Regions from separate parts of the Homo sapiens genome. Here region 1 is linked to region 2. A link is a loop called in an ENCODE intact Hi-C map of the cell type or tissue named here. Cell type or tissue: heart right ventricle. All regions are shown on one strand. Region 1 overlaps ERC1 (ELKS/RAB6-interacting/CAST family member 1). Region 2 overlaps ERC1 (ELKS/RAB6-interacting/CAST family member 1).

Evidence for each region. Hi-C counts contacts between places; a loop is a spot of excess contacts. Peaks named below come from ENCODE experiments on the same cell type or tissue, not always from the same donor. Only the 100,000 strongest peaks of a DNase experiment are listed, where the experiment ranks them.
Region 1: a loop joins it to region 2, with 1.8 times the contacts of the local background. A loop is called at or near these places in 11 of 110 quality-filtered maps.

What each region holds. Positions count from the first base shown.
Region 1 is chr12:1,063,454-1,065,953 of GRCh38, reverse strand. All of the region lies in intron 2 of ERC1 (ELKS/RAB6-interacting/CAST family member 1), which reads right to left. Among named protein-coding and RNA genes, the nearest start is that of ERC1, 73 kb to the right of the region's middle. In heart right ventricle, no CTCF peak of the experiment used is centred here; no DNase peak of the experiment used is centred here.
Region 2 is chr12:1,003,472-1,005,971 of GRCh38, reverse strand. The region is part of intron 1 of ERC1 (ELKS/RAB6-interacting/CAST family member 1); the gene reads right to left. Among named protein-coding and RNA genes, the nearest start is that of ERC1, 13 kb to the right of the region's middle. In heart right ventricle, no CTCF peak of the experiment used is centred here; no DNase peak of the experiment used is centred here; H3K27ac peaks cover 1,290 bases.

The DNA of each region.
Region 1 (2,500 bases), 60 kb before region 2:
ATATTACATATACACGGAACCATACAATAAGTGATCTTTTGTATCTGGCTCCTTTCAGTCAGGATAAAGTTTTGGAGGTATATCCACACTGCAGCATGTATCAGAACTTCATTCCTTTTCATGGCTGAATACTACTCTATTGTACGGCCAAAGCACGTTATCCAGCCAATACTGTAGATATACCTGCAGGAAAAAGTATTTCTGCACAAAAGCTGCTCCATAAAATTGGAAGGAGCAGCTGCTGCACCAGATGCACAGATGCCAAAGTAGACACAAGAAACATAAAAAAGCAAGGGAAATACAACACCTCAAAAGAAACTCAATTAATTCTCTAGGAAGAAATCCGTCCCCCCCCGCCCCAAAAAAAGAAATCTCTGAAATGCCTGAAAAAAATGAAAAATAATGATCTTAAGGAAACTCAGCAATATACAAACACACACACACACACACACACACACACACACACACACACAAACGGTACAAAGAAATAGGAAAACAATTCATCAGTGAAAAATTCAACAAGGAGATATATATCAAACAAACAAACAAATTGTGAAATTAAAGAATTCAATGAGTGAAATAAAAAATAGAATAGACTACATCAAGCGGATTTTCTGAACTTGAAGACAGGTCTTTTGCAAAATCTCAGACAGGGCTGGGCGCGGTGGCTCACACCTGTAATCCCAGCACTTTGGGAGGCCGAGGTGAGCAGATTACCTGAGGTCAGGAGTTTGAGACCAGCCTGGCCATCATGGTGAAACCCTCCCTCTACTAAAAATACAAAAATTAGTTGGGTGTGATGGTGCACACCTGTAATCCCAGCTACTCAGGAGGCTGAGGCAGCAGAATCACTTGAACCCAGGAGGCGGAGGTTGCAGTAAGCCAAGATCGTGCCACTGCACTCCAGCCTGGGCAACAGAGCGAGACTCTGCCTCAAAAAAAGAAAAAGAAAAAAAAAGAAAAAACTCAGAAGAAAAAGAAGAGAGGATAAAAAAGAATAAAGCCCACATGGCATATGGGACACCATTAAGTGAACAACTACTTGCACTTTGGGAATTTCAGAAGAGATGGTAAATGGCATAGACAACCTGTTTAATGAAATAATAGCGGAAAACTTCCGAAGTCTCAGCAGAGATACAGGCATATATCCCTCGAATCTTTGGTATTCACAGATCCCAAAACATATTCAGCCCAAAGAAAGTCCTCTCTAAGGTACATTATTGCCAAGTTGTCAAAAGTAAATGATAAAAACAGAATTCTACACTGAACACGGTGGCTAACTCCTGCAATCCCAATGCTTTGGGAGGCCAGGCGGGAGGATTCTTTGAGGCCAGGAGTTTGACACAAGCCTGGGCAACATAGCAAGACCCTATCTATACAAAAAATGTAAAAAGTAGCCAGGGATGGCCAATCTTTTAGCTGTAGTCCTAGCTATTCAAGAAGCTGAGGCAAGATCACTTGAACACAGGAGTTCAAGGCTGCAGTGAGCTATGACTGAACCATCACACACCAGCCTGGGCAATGGAGCAAGACCCTATCTCTAAAAATAATAATAATCACAGTAATAAAAAAGAATATTCTGAAAACAGCAAGAGAATACTCAGGAGGCTGAGTGGGTAGGATTGCTTGAGGCCAAGAGTTGGAGGGCTGTCGTGAGACATGATTGTGCCTGTGACTAGCCACTGCAATCCAGCCTGGGAAACAGAATAATGTCTCTCAAAAAAAAAAAAAAAGTTTTTTAAACAGCAAGAGAAAATCCTCAAGTCACATGTATGGGAATCTCCATCAGACTAATGGCAGATTTCTCAGCAGAAACTTTACAAGTCAGGAGAGAATGAAATGATATATTCAAACTGCTGAATGAAGGGGGTGGGGAGCAAAAAAATTGTTAGCCAAGAATACTATACCCAGCAAAGCTATCTTTCAGAAATGAAGGAGAAATAAAGTCTTTCACAGACAAATGAAAACTGAAAAAATTCACCACTAAACCAGCCATACAAAATGCTGAAGAGAGTCTTACATCTGGAAGGGAAAGAATAATATGTATCATCACGAAAACACATAAAAGTATAAAATTCACTGGCAAAGCAAATATACAAATGAGAAAGAGAAACTAGTCAAATGTTATCACTACAGAATACCACCAAACAGCAAGGATAAACAATGAGAGGAAAAAAGGAACATAGGATATACAAAGCAATCAGAAAACAACAAAATGACAGGAGTAAGCCTTCACATATCAAGAACAATCTTGAATGTACATGGTTTAAATTCCCCAATTAAAAGATATAGGCTGAATGAGTGGATTTTTTTTTAAAAAAAGACTCAACTATATGCTGTCTACAAGAAACTCACTTCACATGTAAAAACACACATAGAAAATGAAGGAATAAGCCAGGTGCGGTGGCTCACACCTGTAATCCCAGCACTTTGGGAGGCCAAGGCAGGTAGATCACCTGAAGTCAGCAGTTCGAGACCAGCCTAGCCAAAATGGTGAAAA
Region 2 (2,500 bases):
AAAAAAAAAAGTAATAAGAATTTTAATATAAACTGTTAAGAATCTCAAAAAAAAAGTAATAATAATAAGAATTTTAATATAAACTGTTAAGAATCAAAACCTAATTCTGAACTTTGGAAGGAAATCCTGATTGATGATTTAAAATATACATGTATATACTTGCTGTACAGAAGAAATATAATATCATTATACTTTACCTGCATTTGTCAAGTTCAAACTTAACAAATAATTTATGCCCATTTTCAATTAATTTATTTTAAAAATAACAGGAAACCAGATAAGAACTGCTGCTCTACAAAAATTATCAGGCCCAAAGCATAAGAATAAACAATCACATTATTCAGAATGGATTCAGAAACTTGGCAATACTATAAAATTGACTACAGTAACCACCAGAAAAATCACATGAAATAGCCAATAATTATCTACCTTCAGTAACTTTTTCTGTTTAATAACTTTATATCTAAATGCAAGGGAGAATAACGTCAAGCAAAGGTTCAGCCTAAATTTCATATAAAAGTTTAGAAAAGGGGCCAGGTATGGTGTCTCATGCCTGTAATCCCAACACTCGGAGGCCAAGGTGGGTAGATGACTTAAGCTCAGGAATTTGAGACCAGCCTGGGCAACATGGCAAAACCCCATCTCTACAAAAAATTAGCTGGGTGTGGTGGTGCACTCCTGCAGTCCCAGCTACTCGAAGGCTGATGCAAGAGGATCGCTTGAGCCTGGGAGGTCGAGGCTGTAGTAAGCCATGATAGCACTGCCGCACTCCAGCCTGGGTGACAGAGTGAAACCCCAGGTGAAAATAAATAAAGATTTCTTTAAAAATGTTTAAAGTTTAGAAAAGGGATGGGAACTAATTTGAAGTACTCAAAATTACTTGCCTTTAATGAAAGTAAAGTGAATACTACCATGAAGGTAGAAAAGTCACCTACGTGGCATCTGAAGATGTAAAACATGGCTTCTTCTTACTTCAGAAGAAACCCCTATGAGTCTCTGGGACCATTAATAACTTCTTAATGATGAATCAGAAGTTAAATACGGTCTTTCTTCCTTGAAAAGTTCAGCAACCTGAATTCTATACCTGAATTCTATATGAACAATGAGAAAAAAAAAATTTATACACACACACACACACACACACACACACACACACACACACACAGAAAAAGGCAGGCAGCCAGAGAAAAGAAAGTCATCAACAGCAATTTTTTTTCAAGTAAGTAAAATCTTTCAAAGGAAAAAAATGCTTAGAAATGTGTTAACCAGCTGAGCATGGTGGCTCACACCTGTAATCCCAGCACTTTGGGGGGCCAAGGCGGTTGGATCACAAGGTCAGGAGTTTGAGACCAGCCTGGCCAACACGGTGAAACCCCATCTCTGCTAAAAATACAAAAATCAGCTGGGTGTGGTGGTGGGCACCTGTAATCCCAGCTACTTGGGAGGCTGAGGCAGGAGAATTGTCTGAACCCAGGAGGCGGAGGTTGCAGTGAGCCGAGATCACGTCACTGCACTCCAGCCTGGGCGAGAGGGCAAGACTCCGTCTCAAAAAAAAAAAAAAAAAAAAAAAGAGAAAGAAAAAAAGAAAGAAATTTATTAACCAGCAGAAATGAATTTTTAAATCCATGTAACTGGCCATAATAATGGGTTGAAAGGGGGGGAAGCATCCAATAGATACGAAACACACTGGACACATTTTAACATTTACTAATGAATAAAAATCTAGGTATAGGAGGAAACTTTCTTAATCTAATAAAGGACATGTGCAAAAGCAACTATAACAAACATCTGTAGGGAAACAGTTCCACCATGGTGTTCTGGTGACCTGCAGCTTATCTGAGTCTTGGAGGAATGCCCTGTGATCCTCCCATAACAGGAGATGGTGGAAGGCCTATATGGAGCTCTCCCAGGTCACCTCTTCCCTATCTTCCTTAGAAGCTGCCATGAGACAGTTTCTCATGGCATCCTGGGTTCTGACAAGGCATTGAACCTTCAGCCCTGCCTAACTTAGAACAGCGCTGTAGAATACAAAACCACTTAGCAGCAGCCTAGAATAGGCTCCTCATCAACAGAGTATCCCCCAGCTCACACTGCAGGCATCAGCCCCTTTTGTTGTGGTGTTATCCTTTTTGGTATGTGGGACAAAGATCACAGGGAGCAGGAACCTTTGGCTTATTCTTCTTTCTGCCGACTATGTAACAGATAAACTGTCTGAGTCTAAAGAGGCTCTCTGTGTCTTTGCCAGTCAAATCAGACAGGCAAGGTCTTAGCCTTGCCTTGTCTTGTGTAAGTGTGCTTGACAACATCATGCCTAACAATGAAAAGTTGAAAGATTTCCCTTTGAGATGGGAAAAGACAATGACGTCTCCTATCTCTATTCAACAACATGCCAGAAATCCCAGCCAGTGAAGAAAAGAAAAAGGTGTAAGAATTGCGAAGAAAAACAGAAAACAGTAATTATTCACAAATGATATGGTTATGTAAGTTGGAAAGCCAAAAG